Regions from separate parts of the Mus musculus genome. Here region 2 is linked to region 1. Evidence: chromatin loops called from intact Hi-C (ENCODE). Cell type or tissue: heart. All regions are shown on one strand. Each heading gives the region's core, and the rest is flanking DNA. Links, peaks and the distances in the headings are about the cores only.

Region 1 (8,608 bases), core at 2,396-7,395:
TAGTTCAGTATACATAGATCACTATATGTAACCCAGCACATAAACAAATTGCAAGATGGAAACCACATGAATGTCTCTGTAGATGCAGAAAAGCCCTCTGATAAATTCAGGTACCCCATCATCATAAAATCCCTGAAGAGATTAGAGATACAAGAGATATACTCAACATAATAAAGACAGTTTGTAGCAAGCCTATAGCAAATATCAACATAAATGGAGAGAAACTCAAAGAAATTTCATTAAAATCAGGAACAAGGCGAGGTTGTCTACTCTCTCCATACTTTTTCAATATAGTACTTGAAGTCTTAGTGAGAACAACTAAGACCACTGAAGTTTACCAAGTGATAAAAATTGGAAAGGAAGATGTCAAAGTATCTTTATTTGTAGATAGCATGATAGAATACAAAAATGACCCTTAAAAAATTCTCTCAGGAAATTTCCACAGCTGATAAAACACTTCCAGCAAAGTAACTATATACTAAATTAACTCACAGAAATCAGTAGCCTACAAATGACAAATAGATTAAGAAAGAAATCAGGGAACTAACACCTTTTACAATAGACTCAAGTGGTATAAAATAACTTGGGGTACCTAACCAAGCCAGTGAAAGACTTGTATGATAAAACTTTAAGACATTGAAGAAAGAATTTGGAGAAGATAACAGAAGATGGAAAGATCTTCTATGCTCATGGGATGGGAGGATTAACATAGTAAAATTGGATAACCTAGCAAGGCAGTCTACAGATTCATTGAAATCCCCATCAAAATTTGAACAAATTTCTTTGTACATTTTGAATGGGAAAATTTCAGTTTCATATGGAAACACAATACCCAGGATAGTTAAAACAATCATGAATAGTAAAAGAACTGCTTGATGTATCAACATCCCCAATTGCAAATTGTACTATAGAGTTATAACAATAGATACAGTATGGTATTGACATTAAAACAGTCACTGTGACCAGTGGAATTGAATTGGAGACCCAGATATAAATCCACTCACCTATGGACACCTGATTTTATATGAAGAAGCCAGAAATACACAATGGAATGAAAAGATAACATCTTCGACAAGTGGTGCTAGGTAAACTGCATGGCTGCATATAGAACAATCCAAATGGATCCATACTTAACACCTTTCACAAACCTCAACTCCAAATGGACCAAAGCCTTAACATAGATGGATATACAGTGAATCTGATAGAGTAGAAAGTGGGGAGTAACTTTGAACTCATTGGCACAGGTGAAGGCTTTCTGGATGGAACACCATTAGCACAGGTACTGAGATCAACAATAAATGGCTCATGAACCTGAAAAGCTGCAGAGCAAAGGACACTGTCATTTGAACAAAGAGGCAGCCTACAGAATGGGGAAAGATTTTTACCAACTACACTTCTGATAAATGGCTATAATCCAAATTATTTAAAGAACTTAAAAAACTAGATATCAAGACAGTAAATAACCAGCTAAAAAGTGGGCTATACTTCTAAACAGAATTCTCAATAGAAGAATCTCAAATGCCTGAGAAACACTTAAAGAAATGTTCAACATTCTCATTCACCATGAAAATGCAAAACTACTGTGATATTTTATCTCACACCCATCAGAATAGCTAAGGTTCATAAAACAAGTGACTTTTGCTTGTAAGAATGTGGAAGAATTGACAGGGACATGTGTTATATTTACAAAATAGAGTATTACAACCATTAAAAAATGAGATCATGGGATTCACTTGTACGTTGGTTTGAAAATGCTTGGCCCATGGGAAGTAGCACTATTAGAAAGTGTAGCCTTGTTGGAGTAGGTGTGTCACTGTGGGGGTGAGCTTTGAGGCTTAAGCTCTGCCCAGTTCCGATAAGAGCCTCCTCTTGGCTGCCCTTGGAGCAAGATGTAGAACTCTCCGCTCTTTTAGTACTATGTCTACCTGCATGTTGCTGTGTGTCCCACCATGATGACAGTAGACTGAACCTCTGAAACTATAAGCCAACCCAAATAAGATGTTTCCCTTTATAAGATTACCTTGGTTATGCTATACCTTCATAGCAATGGAAACACTTGCTAAGACAACATGTAACTTGATGGGGCTAGAACAAATTATCCTGAGGGAGGTGATCCAGACTCAGGAAAACAAATATGGCATATATTCCCTTATATGTGGATATTAGTTGTTAAGTCAGTGATAACCTGCAAATAATCTATGGAACAGAGATTGGATATACAGTAAGGGAATCAGGGGAGTGGGGCAGATACAACTCTCTAGGAAAGGGAAATAGAACAGATAGTCATGGATGGATAGGGTGGGAGACTGGAAAGATTAAGTGCAGAGGTGGAGGGAAGAGAGAAAAGAGGGAAGGAATACCAGAAGAGAAAGCTAAAATTAAGGGCCATTTGAGGGGTAGTTTGGAAATATAATACAGTAGAGATGTCCTAAAATATATACATATGAAGGTTATCTAAATGAAATCCTCAAATAATGGGGGAAACAGAGCCCCAAATTGCCATCTCTTTTCATCAAACAAAGCTTCCAGCACTGGGATTGGATTACATCTATTTGAGCTGTTGGCCAAAAGGGTCCCATGGGAACCCTTATGCAACCTATACTGTTGACAAGATGGCTCTCTACAAATTGATGGCAAGGCTCCATTGCTTAAGACAACACTTACACAACTCACTAAATGTGGTGAAGTTGAGCTGGTGTCATGTCAGCTTTTCTTTTTTAAAAACTATTTTTTGCCATATTTTCTTCTCTCTATAACATACAGGTCCTTTGTGTGTATACTATGGCTTTCAGTTTACTGTTTCTATAAGGTTCTTGAATGTGAACGAGCGGGTCTCTGATTTTTAAACCACTTTCTTGGGCTTGTTTCTTTCTGTCTGTTTAGTTTGCCCTATTCTGATGTGATGATTTATATTATAGTCCCTGAGAAGCCTGTTTTGGAGTGAGAGACAGGAAGGGTGCATTTGGATGGGAGGGTAGATGCGGAAGAACTACAAGAAGCAGAGGGAGGGGAGACTCTAATGAATATATATTGTCAGAGAAAAAAATTATCTACAATAAAAGGGAAACAACAACCACAGCTAGCCTCCAAAATGCATCTTTGGAACTCCTGTGCTCTATTTTCATCACCAAAAGAATATTTAGCTCAACTGTAAAGAATGCAAGGAAGAAAATATAAGTTCCCCGTTGCTTCTTGTATTTTTATACTAGATCTGCCTTGAAGGGCAGAGACTGGCATGCTGCATAATTTAAAGCTTAGAAATGGGAAGGCTGGACCATGGGGAGGTGTGAGTGTGTGTGATTGGGCTGCTTCACTGCCCTCAAAAGCCTCCTTTTATTTCTTTAGCATTTCTCCTCAAGTCAGCAAAAACATCTCAACTCCCTATTTATAATGGAAGTAATGAATAATGAGACCTATTTTTATCTAAGGGAAGATAAAATATAAGTAAGCTTTTTAAAGTCCAAGGTGGTAAACTCTTTGAACTCCCGGGATATCTCCTGGAAAACATATTTTAAGTCTTTGGATGATGATGATGATGTTTTGACGGTACAAAATTACTAAGAATATAAAGGTTTTTGTAAAGTGCGCAGGTTCAGAAATTCAAAATGCCTTGTGGAGGAGAGTTCTATGAAAATTAAAACCAGGTCAAACTGAGAAATGATCTTCCTCATGGTTATGCGTGCCAGTTCACCAAGTTTTGTCTGTTCTCTTTTCCCTCCCTCCCTCCCTCCCTCCCTCCCTCCCTCCCTCCCTCCCTCCCTCCCTCCCTCCCTTTCTTTCCTGTTCTTTATGTAGGTCAGTTTTAGATACTGTTCATTTTCAATTTGAGGAATGATCCTTTTCTCCTTTGGGTATGCTAAGGGGAACTCTGGAGCCAACAGTTGCAATAGGAAATATAACAGAAATGAAAAGCATGACTAGCCTAAGTCTTTCCATTGTCTTTCTCTTTTTGTTTGCACTGTCACTGGATGCAAATAATTGGTACCATTTCTGAATATTTTAGAGCAAGTAACCCTCCAGATGGCAACAATAATAAATGTGGAATGCACTTTCACTGGCAGGTAACGTGGTCTGCCTTTCTTTGCTGTTGTAGATTTGTGGGTATATTTTGTTGGTTTTGTTGTTCTCTGGTAAGAGATGTGAGTATGACTTATTCCTTTTTTTTTTCCTTTTTCTTTTTCTTAGATATTTTCTTTATTTACATTTCAAATGCTATCCCGAAAGTTCCCTATACCCTCCCCCAGCCCTGCTCCCCTACCAACCCACTCCCACTTCTTGGCCCTGGTGTTCCCCTGTACTGGGGCATATAAAGTTTACAGTACCAATGGGTTTCTCTTCCCAAGATTCATTCCATTTTAACCTAGTATCTAGGGATCAGCGAGTACCTGTGTACTGCAGTCAAGCAGGCTAGATGCAGACATACACAAGGAGATCCCTTGAAGCAGACTCTGGGAAGTTGAAACCCAACACTCAGCTAGAGGCTTCTGTCCTTCAGAGGTGAACCAGACAGTCCAACATCTGTCCACTTCTTGCAAAGCTTTTCATTTTAAATTTCATAACTTGACACAAGCAGTTGGGGTGAATTGTCTGTGATGTTCAACACAACACTGAACTATGCCTGAGAGAAGGAAGGGCACAATCACATTTCCTTCCTAAAGTAGAAAAAGCCCTGGGTGCAGATAGCCCTTCTAAACTATGATATTTAAACAGAATTTTAAGACATCACATTCTTCTATTTGTAATGAACACTGGCCCAAGTTACTAGAAAGCTCATGCCACTGAGTGTGCAAACTCACAGGTCAGGAAAGAAAAACTTTCCAACACCCAATTTTAACATTGTGCTAAAGTCATTGACTGTTAAAACTCCTGAAGTTAAATATGATATCCTCCCAGCTCCCCACCCCTCTGTCTTAGCTTAGTGTTTGGGGGACAGGCAAGGGGCTGGAGCTTGGCCCCAACTCGGAATTGCTGCCAAGGGCTTGTAATACAATCTCTCCCATTTGAAGGGTAAATCAGTGTCAACCACATTTGCTGTCCAGCAAGGGGGAAAAAAAAAAGTAAGCGTTTTACTTCCTCTTGGTCCGTGTGGACTGATGAAATGTAGGAAAGCTGTTTCTGGCGTGAGGGCTTAAAATCATTTTCCCAAACAGCACCAAGAGGAGCCATCACAGAAGTATGAAGAGGGGCGGTGCGGCCACAGCTGCCGCCACCGTGCTGCTGGGCTGTGGGGAGCCAGGGCCACAGGACCCGCATCTGGAGGAGCCTCAGGGGTACACACCAGAGCGCGGGTGCTGCTGAGCTGAGTCGCAGGGAGCAGCTGGCTGGGTGAGCACGCAGCCAGGAGGGGAGCCCAGCTTCTACTGCAGTCAGGAGCGGGGGAGGGACCTGGAAGCAACACCCGCAGCAGCAGCAGCAGCAGCAGCAGCAGCAGCATCACCAGCACCACCAGGAAGGGTGAGCCGTGCTCACTGTAGTGGGGGACCTCCTGGTACCCAAGAAACAGCTTCCACCCTTCCATCCCTATTGTTGAGCAGTACAAGAAGCCCTCTGGGACCGCTCAGCCAACCAGGGGCGGAAGTGAGGAAGCCTCATTAGCGTTTGGACGTAAATGTACACATGCGTGATGCTCAAGCGAGCCTGTAACGCTATGCATGCTCTGCGGTTATGGGGGGAGGGGACACTGGGAGCTTGGCGGTCTTATTCACACTTCCTGACCTTTTGACTTAATGGGGGCAGAGGAAGGAGAGGTTGTGATGCAATTTGGGGTGACTGTTTTGGTGAAAGAATTGGGTAGAGTTGAACCTTCATTTGTGTGTGAACAAACGTTAAATTTATCTAGAATTTTGTATTTCGACCTGGTGTCTTGTTTTAGCCTAGCCTGATATGACTGGAGTCTGAAACTGTTTAGGGAGCAAAGGAGCCAACTTATTAATTTTTTGTATTAATTACACTGGAAAATTAAATTATATCAACTCTAAAGAATTGACTTGGTCCAGACATCCCGAGTGAGTTCCTAGTGTGGGATTAGAATGAGAGCAAACTCAGCGCCTAACATTCTGTTTTCTGTATTCTAATACACATAGAGGTGGGGTGGGTTTTTTCTACCAATTACTATTTTTAAATTACAGTCTTTGCTTTTTCCATTTTCTTTATCTTCATCTTTGTTTTTATCGACTCCCTACCCACCACCCTAAACCTCTCTTAACAAAGTTTGATGATTTGTTCATAGGAGATTTTATGTAAAGGAAATAAGATCCTGTGTTCAGAGGGACACTCATTTGGCCTCATGGTGTTAAATAAAGGCTCAGACAGGTTGGGAGCATCCGCCAGGCACAGGAAGTCCTCCTTTCCTTCCCACCTGTCCCAAGGGACTCTGAGAGGCAGGGCTGAGAACAAACTCTGTGGTCATTGCTGCTTTTCCCAAACAACTTCTTAGTTTTGTGCTCGTAACTACAGCTCCCGACTGATTTGCCTAGCTTGTCTTTGGCTTCTATCAATGAGTCCTTCTTCAAGGAATGCCCTGCTCTAGCTGTGGAGAGTGTGGTGGTCGTCCTTTCCAACATGGGTGTTCAGGTTCTGACTGCTTAAGAGAAGGTAAGAGCTGGAGGAACCAAGGCAGGGCCACGGTGCCTTGCCTGTGCACCTATGCACCTCGGAACCTGTGCTGCGGGCTGCCTGAGAAGTTTCTGACCAGGAAAGATAGCTTGGGTTTCATCTGTGTGCCACTGAGCTTTACGTACAGCTCTTCATTTTATCTGTGAGACCCTACTTTGTGCATTGGACTATGCTTTGCTGGGAAAGAAATCTACATGGCAGAAGTCACCAGAGTCAAAGGACTTGTGATTGGCCCCTCTCCTTAAGTTTTCTAGCATGGCACCAAGCTTGATACCAATCACTAATTAAACTTTTTGAGTTTGAAGATGTGGCAAAATTTCAGGGCTTAATTTTATCTGCAGAAACATGCCTTTTTGAACTATTGTTCAGAAGTGGAGGGTTGTGCCAGTTCACAGAACCTTGTGAAGACCTGAGCTGGTTAAAATATCTGGTGTGTTTCTAGGAAGTTTCGATTAAAATTTCTGTAGAAATTGTACCATTATTTTTGTGTTTTTGTGATTTTGATATTGTGTCCCCAAAAAGAGCCAGTTTATTTAATTTTTCTTGAACTCTCACACAAGTTTTCCAATCAATGTCGTTTGACTAGAGGAAAGACCAGGAGGGAGACTAGAAGTATCTTCTGCCAAGGTGGGCTAAGGTGTGTGGTGACTTCATGTATTAGATGTTTTCAGGGTAATTCACCTGAGATGTTTCTATTCCCTTTTTGTTATGTGAAATACATAACACACACACACACACACACACACACACACACACACACACACACACATTACATATATATAATATTGCACGCAAATATATTTATGTGTTGCATATATATCTGAAGAAAATGTGGAATTCTGATAGTTCATTGCTATATTTGAGTTAAAATATAAGTTTATGTTATAAACAATATGTAAATCTTCTCACAAAGTAAGTGCTTGCCAAATTGAGTTATATAAACTTTTGATGTGAGCCGTAACAGTTTCCACATAATGACTTTAGATGGTTTTCTACTCAAATTGTGTTTCAGCTTAATCTGGCAGAGGTCTAAAAATCTGTGCTTCATTGTCTGGAAGAATAGTTAAGTAGGATTTTTATAACAATGACTTGTAAGAAATTTGAACTGCCAGAAATATTTTGTCTTGAGAAAGAATTGTATGTGTGTGTGCATGTTTTGTGTCAGTGTGTGTGTGTGTGTGTGTGTGTGTGTGTGTGTGTGATTGTTTTATCCAAGATAAGTCATTATCTGGCTATTAGTAAAAAAGATACCTAAAGAGTTAGCAACAGAGACTGGGTACAAGAAAGGTATGGAGGTTTAATGCCTGAATACCCCATTACTTTGGGCAAAATATCTTCCTAGGCCACCAGTCTCTTAGGAGTATTTGAGAATTCCACTTCTCAACTTTTCTAAGGGCTTATGGAGTCTATTCTCCAGTTATGTAACTAAAGCTGTATATTATTTTGCCTGATACTTTTTCAATTTATTTTGATTTGGTTCCCGACAGAGGTTATAGCTCTATTACAATATCTGAGACTGCTTTTATGTTTAAATTGTGGACTTTATTTTCTGATTGGGCTCTTGAATTGAGGTTTCACATTTATAACTTGGAATAGAGGTACAGACATGTGATGCCAGCACCTGGGAGACTGAGGCAGGAACGCTTTAGAGTTTAGCCCAAGATGGCTCCATAGTGAGTTGGCACAGACTGGGCTACAGAATCAAACCAAATTAAAATACGACCCAATAATAATAGCGGTGTTCTAATGAGAGGCAGAAAAGTAGTGGGTGTGAATAGGAGGGCAAGTGGGAAGTAACTGAGAAGAGGAGGAGGACAGGGATATGTAATCAGGATTTATTGTATGACAAATAAATCTGTTTTTAATAAAATGAAAAAATGGCAACAGCAAGGATTTTGCATTCAGAACATTGACTGAGGAGCTATATCTTCCAGAGATGCTACTGGTTGGTTAAAATAAGTCACATGACAATAAAGTCCTAAGTTGAGGCTAG
Region 2 (8,608 bases), core at 1,612-6,611, 47 kb before region 1:
GTTTTAAATAAGGCAGAAGTGCTAGAGGTACTATTATTATTAATTATTATTATTACTACTACTACTATTATTATTATTAATGACACATTGTGAAGAGTCAAGATGTTCTTCATAGCTGCATAAGGTTATCTTGTTTTGTTTTGAAAACAAAAACTTCATGATCAGTGTCCACACAAATCACACACAAACACTCCCCCCTTTTCTCTCTTTCACAGACAGACAGACTTAGAGACAGACATACATAACACACAAACACACACATGGGGGGTGCTTATAAAGTCTTTATTCATTGAGGACCTAGAAAAGCCTGGAGTTCTCTTTTCCTCAACTCTTATATCATAAGAGACACAAGCCTAAATTTTGTTGAAAGAGGAAAAACAAATACCTTCCCATGAATGCAGTGTTTTCATGTTTTGTCCTCTACAGAACTTCTTTGAAAGTCTCACATAACCTAAGATTCCTTTTCCCTTCTTAGCAAATAAGCCACCAGTACCAGAGATCCTTGAAGATGACCCTCATTGCCTTTCTGTGGACCGAAGCTTCTCTACCTTGTATATTCACTTTAACCTACAGAAAAAGGCAAACTTCCCTTTAAACAGGAAACCTTTTAAAAATATTGTATTGTATTCCATCACTGGGTAGGTGTGGTTTGAGTATTTAATAATAAAAATAAGTTTTGCTCTTCGCAGATGACTCACCTGCCAAACACACATCTCTAATCTATGTTGATAGAGGGTGACCACGGGATGAGCAGTGTAAGTACCGAGGATTCTTAGTCCTTTTAGCTCACAGATGCTGGTCTGTAGAACTTGTTCATTTCTATAACAAATAATTGTCTAAAGGCTTAGAATTTAAAATGACAAATAGCCTTTGCTGAAGTCAAGATGGGGAATCTAAACATCAGTAGGCTGAGTGACTCTGGTTCAAGGTCACACAGAGATCCAAGAGAGCTTTCAGTTGAGAGAGTTGTAGCTGGAAGCTAGAGGAAACACATCACATCACAGACCTCTCACTACTGGTTTAGATAAGAGAGCTCATGAAATTCTCTACAGATTATAGCAGAAAAAACTTAGTCCTGAGCTGTGTGAGATTCTTCATAGGAGTGGCCATGGCTTGGCAATGGGCTTTCCTCAGAGTGAGTGATCCACAAAGAGACAGAAAAAAACTGCAATGGGTTTTCTGGCTGTCACTATAGACCAACTCTGATCTAATGTGAGAGAAAGCAACACAGGGTATATTAGATGATCCACAGAAGCAGGGACATGGAAGGTCACCTTTAGAGTTGAGACACATTCTGCACCAGCCTCTTTCCAGGACAATGTACCACAGACCCTGGGTAAGAAATCTTTCATTACAGATTTAAGTGTATATCTGTATGTGATAAAGCTAGAGTGCTTTTGCGAGAGAATAGATTAATTGCAGTCTCAGAGACACTCATTTAAATCATGACACTCCAGAAAAGGGAAAAAGATAGAAAACACTCACACAATAATGTTCCAGAGTTCAGGAAGCTGACAGCAGGCCACTGCTATTAAAGCTTAGAGACATCGAGAGATACAGGCAGGAGCCAGATCACAAAGGTCTTAAAAGCCCAACAGAGAGGGGGAATTTCATTGTTCCTTGTGGAGAACCTGTGAGGTTATATGAGGAGCTGATTTACAAAACCCAGTTTGTATTTTATGAAGATTGTTCTGTCCTAAATGTGGAGATGGACCACTGAGAGTCAGCTGGGAAGCTACCTCCCGCGATGGAACAAAGGCAATGGCAGATAATGGTGGCCATTGGGTATACAAGGTGAGATGGGGAATGGCCCCTTAGAAGGTATGGCTTGGAGGAAAAAAATGTAGAAGAGATGGCAGTTAATGGCTTTTGGAGAAGAAAGAAAGGGTGAGATAAAGGAAGCTTGTGAACACTGGCCTGGGACAACTGGAGGAGTGAAGACAGGCTCTCCCCAGGGAAATGGAGGAGTGTGGAGAACTTGAGAAGTCTCTGGAATGCACAGATAATATACTCTCCGAGTCTTCTTCAAGACATAGGAGAAAAATAACTATGTGATAACTGCAAAACCAATTTCCATTTTAAACTGCTGTTAAAAAACACATAAACATTAGATTTGCAGACATTTATGACTGAGATTAAATATTAAAACCAAAATGACTTGTTTATGTTTTTGTACCAAAAAGACCCATACATTTTTAAGGCCGTGCTTTTGAAAAATGTTTGAAAACGAGCCTTTTTGTTCAATAGTATTAACTTACTGAGAATATGACATGCTGTGTAATGAAACAATTTTTAAAACTCCCTGACTGCCAACAGTACAGGAAAAGCGTCATTTCAGTCCTGCATTGGCTACAGCAAACCCTTGTGGAATCCTTTTTATTGTTCTTCGAGATTTACAAAGAAAGTGAAATTTATTTTTTAATATTATTCTTGTCATTTCGCTATTTCAAAATTTGTAATGTTATCAGCCAGAAGTAAAACAAACAAACAAACAAACAAACAACAAACAAACAAAAAGGGTTTTTTTAAAGCATACAATGGTGTTATACATTCAACCACAAAATGTGTCTTCCTAGCTGAAGTCATTACGAAGGGTCTAGCCTGGTTCGCACTGCCTGTTGAAGAGCATGAAAGTGTAAACCGATAATATCAGCATGTGGGAGGCTGAGGCAGAAGAAGAAGAAGGCCGAAGCTAGCCAGAGCTAATATGGAACTTGAAGCAAGCCTGGGCTATGGAGCAAGGCACTGTTTCAAGTTTTTAAAAAATTCTTTGTGGCTATATAACAACTTGCTTGCAAAAGCACTGGTACTTTTTGAATATTTATAACAAAAATATATGTCCTGGTTGTAAACTGGTATCAATGTCCATGTTTTTTTAAACGGTTGCTGCTTGCAAGTACCTGGCTTGAGAGCTGAACTTTAGGGTTGTCCTTGGGCTTGGAGTCTGTTTGTGTTAAGCTTAGAACAATATTTAGCAGGCAGACAGCAAAGGCAGCCAAGTACTTGGTAGTTCCTGAAGCTGAATAGAAAATATGTCCTCTTATATATTAGTGGGAATGGAAGCTGTCTCTTACTCTTTTTGCCTGCTTTGGGGACCCCTTTCCTCTTACTGGGTTGCCTCACCCAGTCTTAATATGAGGGGAAGTGTCTCTTCTTACTGCAACTTGATATGCCATGGTTGCGCTAATCCGAAGGGAAATGGAGGAGGAGCAGATGAGGAGAGAGGGGAGGAGGATGGGGAGAAGGAGAGACACTGGGTGGAGAGGAGAGAGGAAAAATTGTGGTTAGCATGTAATATATGAGACAAGACCCAGTTAAAAAATAAATTTAAAAGGAAATATATTGTCACTTTAAATAAATGCCAACATAGAAAATCTCCGAAGAGATAATTTGCTCCTAGCATATATTGGTTTTTTTTCCATTTTTTATTAGGTATTTAGCTCATTTACATTTCCAATGCTATCCCAAAAGTCCCCCATACCCTCCCCCCACTCCCCTACCCACCCACTCCCACTTTTTGGCCCTGGCGTTCCCCTGTACGGGGGCATATAAAGTTTGCATGTCCAATGGGCCTCTCTTTGCAGTGATGGCCGACTAGGCCATCTTTTAATACATATGCAGCTAGAGTCAAGAGCTCCGGGGTATATTGGCTTTTTAAGTCTAGGTTTCAAATCAGAATCCCAATAGCCTGACCGGCTTTGGGAAGAGCTGGTGTTTTGGTGGTTGAACACATTGTGAAGAGTTGGTGGTTACATGGGTGAACAGGCTTTGTGAAGAGCTGATGGCGAAGGGGTTGAAGGTTCAGCTCCCACGGAAGGCTTGGGTTAGTCAAACCATTCAGCTTCTGCGGCATTTAACAAGTAAAATAACTTCATTAAGTTTTTGGCTTATCTAGAAGGAAGGAATATTAATATCTATTTATGTGACTTCCCACGAATAAAATGTTGACTACAGGTGCCTTCAATTAATATGAGTAAGTGTCATAATCAGCAAATGGCTATTCCCACATAAAATCCCAATCACACTCCCACAAAAACAAAAGATACAGATTTCACAGCGGTCACACAGTAAAAACAATAGCTTAAATCTAAACTGTGCTTTAGATTCTTTAAGCACCGCTCCCTCTCTATGCCCATTAATAATAAAGCACACTTGTCTGCAGAGAATCTGCTAGTGAGACTGTGTCCAGCCATTGGTGGGAAACGGGTGAGCAGAGAGCCAGGCAAGCTCAGAGCCGACGGCCATTAGTGAGAAATAACAGATGGTGTCTCACTTTTTGCTATAGGCAAAGAGCCAAATGACATGACTAAATAGAAAGACGGCCCCAGAGGACAGCATTTGGTCTCCTACTGAGCACGGAGCCTGAAAGGCAGGGACATTTTTTAATAACCTTTCTCTGACAAGCTTAACGCTATTTAATGCCTAAACCTGTCATACCAACCCGGCCAGGAGAACAGGTCTCCAGGGAGAAACCCCACAGTGTGCAGTCCTAACTCCTCAGGAAAAGGCATAAATTGCACACACATAAAAAATATTATAGAACAAGGTCACCAACAAGAACTTTCCATTTAAATAAAAACAGCCATTGTCCTTCCTGGTAACCCTCTGGACCTAGTCCCCAGTCTACAAGGGAAAAAAAGCTAAGGTTCTGTCCAGTTGTAATTAAAATAAAATAGTAAGGGTGTTCTCTCTGCTTTGGCTGAAATTTGAGTCCAGTTTAATTAGAAGGAAATGCATCATGAATTATTATGTGCTGAAAGTCTACTGAAAATGAAAAAAATAAAAAATGAACTCATAATTCTTTACATATTGGGTTTTACATTTTCATCAAACCAAATGAAACAGCGAATACGACTCTAAACGGCTTCTGGAGTAAATTGATAGATCAGCAATCTTCATGATGAAAGTTCCTTATTATCCCGTGGTTGCAGTACTCAGCAGGTGTGAGCCGGCCTTCTGCAGAACACTATGGACCACAGCAAATTTACCTAATGAGTTATGTTGCTTTTCCAACAAAGTAGCAGAGCCTTGTTGTGGACACAGGTTAGATTCTCCCCAGAGTCCACGGCTCATTTTGCTGCAGCTGTTTAATTTTCTTGCCATCACCAAATCATCATGTTTTAATAACTCTCTACTTTTCTCTAGTCTTATATGAATGCAGGGTCACCGGAGAGGCTACTATGTTGAGTGGCTAGCTCGAGGTTCTGTGACTAACCCTAGGATCATGCAAGTGGTCACTCTGTCAACATGCCTCCTTTCTGCTGTAAGCAGTATGATTGCCATGTTAATGCCATTATTTTAGTGCAGGGTAGATGGAAAATGATCAGAAAAAATGTTTATATGGGGCTGAGGATGTGGTTCAGTTAGCAGCCTACCTGCCTAGCAGGCACAAAGCCCTAAGTTCCAACTGTAGTGACACTTGAACTGGTATGGTGGTACATACATATAATTGCAGCTCTAGGGGGCATAATGCAGAGGTTTCACGGTCATCATCATTGGCTATGCAGTAAATTACATGCTAGCCTGAGGTGCATGAGTCTCTAACTCAAAAAAAAAAAAAAACCAAACAAAAAACAAAAAACAAAATCATTGTTCAGATAAATAAATGTAAGCAAATACATAGCTTGCTTTTTAGTTTAGTTTAATTTAGAAACCTAAATGTTGTTTTTTTTTTTTTTAAAAAAATCATGTACACACCTGGAGAGATGTCTCAGTAGCTAAAACATTTATTGCTTTTATGGTGGACCTGGGTTGTGTTTCCAGGATCCACATGATGGTTCAGAGTAATCAGAAACTCCAGTTCCAGGGTACCTGATAGCCTGTTCTAGCCGTGGGCATTGTATTCATGTGGTGCACAAATATAGAGCAAAACACTCAAACACACAAAATGCATAAGTGAATAAAAACAGAATTATTCGCATTTTGACTCGTGAGAAACAACGTTTAGGAGACTTGCAACAAGCCATGTTACACATACATAAAGCAATTTCATTTTACATAAACACAAATACTTCATTAGTAACCTACACCCTACTGCTTCACTTAGCTGCAAAGACACACCCCAAATTGAGGACCTGGATCAACACACATGCTCTCAATATCTACATGCCATGAATTCTGTGTAGGATATCCAATACTATAGATTATTTATTAGAAACAGGATTACACACAATGAATAGAAAACATATGCCTCTTGTGTTTTGTTATCATTCAAAGGTTCACCATCTAGGACTCCATAAATATTTTTATATCAAAATCTGCTTTCTCTTTTGGATTCACAATATATAAAAGCATGGCTCATGTATTATAACCTGACTTAGAATAATGCTTTCTCTCCTAAGGAGGTGAAGTATTTTGAGGACAGGTGTCTTAGTCAGGGTTTCTATTCCTGCACAAACATCATGACCAAGAAGCAAATTGAGGAGGAAAGGGTTTATTCAGCTTACATTTCCAAATTGCTGTTCATCACTAAAGGAAGTCAGGACTGGAACTCAGGCAGGTCAGGAAGCAGGAGCTGATGCAGAGGCCATGGAGGGATGTTCCATACTGGCTTGCTTCTCCTGGCTTGCTCAGCCTGCTCTCTTATAGAACCCAAGACTACCAGCCCAGAGATGATCCCACCCACAAGGGACCTTTCCCCCTTGATCACTAGTTGAGGAAATGCCTTACAGTTGGATCTCATGGAGGCATTTCCTCAACTGAAGCTCCTTTCTCTGTGATAACTCCAGCTGTGTCAAGTTGATACAAAACTAGCCAGTACAAAGTTTTCATCTTTTATCTCTTAGTTTAGTATAATGCGCTATCAGAATCCAAATAAAGGTGGTCTGTGACACCTATAAGGACTCAGGGTACATTGTCCTTTCCATTCTTTGAAGGAGTCGCATACTAAGATTGTACATCCTGTCTTTCAGGATCAGCATATCATATGCCAGACTTATAGATCATATTTGCATATATCACATTTGCATATATCATAATTACATATATCTGGCATGCAGGTCACATTTGCATACTGCTAGTATGACAGCATTAACATGACAGGTAAAATATAATTGGCTTTATTCATGAAAGACAGTGTTCTCTGGGAAGGCATCCTCATAAGCTCACAGTGAAGTTCAAGGGAGACTTAACTAGTAAAGGCAGCTCTTGATCACAAAGCCGCGTGCATGTCTGTCCTCTATTTCCACTGCAAAGATGACTCAGATCTACTCTTCATCATGCCCTTCACAGTATCTTCCTTCAGATGATTAGTATGTATGGGTGAAGGCCTCATCACTCTGTTCTATGTAATGTGTCAATCAACGATAAATCAGAAAGGAAAATAGGCTGTAGTCTCAGAGTTTATGATCCAGTAAGGTGAGTGGAAAAAGATATGGATCAACCAAAAGCTCACCAGATAGCTAAGTGTGAACTGAAGAATCACAGTACACTGCGGGAGTGTGTTTAGTGTAAAAAGAAAATACTTGTATTCATTTTCTAAGGAAATATGTTTTATGAATAATGTTTATTTTTCCAGCTCATGTTTGGAGAGGGCTAAGAGTCTATCAGGGTGAGGAACAAGCAGCAGACGTGGTTGCAGGGCTAGAAAGCTGAGGGAGCCTTTTCAAAGACAAACGTGAAGCAAAAGAGCAAACTAGACATAGGATGGATCTATGAGCTTCAAAAGCCACCCCCGGGGACACACTTACTCCAGCAAGGCTGCACCATCTCACCATGTAGTGCCACACACTAGGGACCAAGTATTCAGATTCCTGAGCCTGGGGCAGGTGTGCTGTCACTCAAACTACCACACCATTTCAGATAAGTTCAGTTTTAAATTGTTTTGCATTATTTTCATCTATTGATGTCATATGCTATAAAATGAAGAATGAAAAGTTGGATTAATACTTAAGTAAAGAACTATGTGCACAGCACTAAATGTGGTGCTTAGAACACAGTTGTTCTTAGCCTTCTTCTATACGCCAAGAAATCTCTCTTGTAAGTTAATTCTGGTACTTGTAAATTTTCCACTCCTCAATGAGGGACATTGTTATTATATTTTTATCACTACCATTTTATCTAAATTCAAAGACCAAAGGGTTCAAGTATATCCTGAGATCACCAAGTGGCAAGGTTTAGTGAAGCTAAGACTGAACGTCTGAATTCATGTCTGCTTTTCCTACTGCTCTCTGTTGACCTCCATACCTCCTCAGAACTTAATACAGCACACGTTATACTAGATAGCCACTTTGATTCTGTCCAATTGTCTAATAGGAGTCCGAACCTGTTTCTGATTATCACATGAATCACTTTCCATATTCCCACTCACCACTTTTGCTTGGCTTCTTTTAGCTGCTATGACCCTTTAATATAGTTACTCATGGTTTGGTGACCCCCAACCATAAAATTATTTAGTTGTTACTTCATAACTGTAATTTTGCTACTGTTATAAATCATAATTAAATATGTGATATTCAAAATATCTAATATTAAGAACCCCTGTTCCTGCTAAGTTGTCCAGGTTCCAGGCCTCTGGCTTTGAATTTTCTTTTTCTTTTCCTTTTCCTTTTCCTTTTCCTTTTCCTTTTCCTTTTCCTTTTCCTTTTTCTTTCTCTTTTTCATTCTTTCT

Evidence for each region. Peaks named below come from ENCODE experiments on the same cell type or tissue, not always from the same donor. Only the 100,000 strongest peaks of a DNase experiment are listed, where the experiment ranks them.
Region 2: a loop joins it to region 1, with 2.7 times the contacts of the local background. A loop is called at or near these places in 1 of 42 quality-filtered maps.

Annotation. Positions count from the first base shown.
Region 1 is chr7:51,873,917-51,882,524 of GRCm38, forward strand. Gas2 (growth arrest specific 2) reads left to right here and starts at 5,051. Exons shown (of 8, transcript NM_008087.3): 1 at 5,051-5,454. In heart, for the core only: no CTCF peak of the experiment used is centred there; a DNase peak (open chromatin) is centred at 5,515; H3K4me3 peaks cover 912 bases; H3K27ac peaks cover 676 bases.
Region 2 is chr7:51,827,796-51,836,403 of GRCm38, forward strand. No RefSeq gene overlaps it. Among named protein-coding and RNA genes, the nearest start is that of Fancf, 30 kb to the right of the region's middle. In heart, for the core only: no CTCF peak of the experiment used is centred there; no DNase peak of the experiment used is centred there.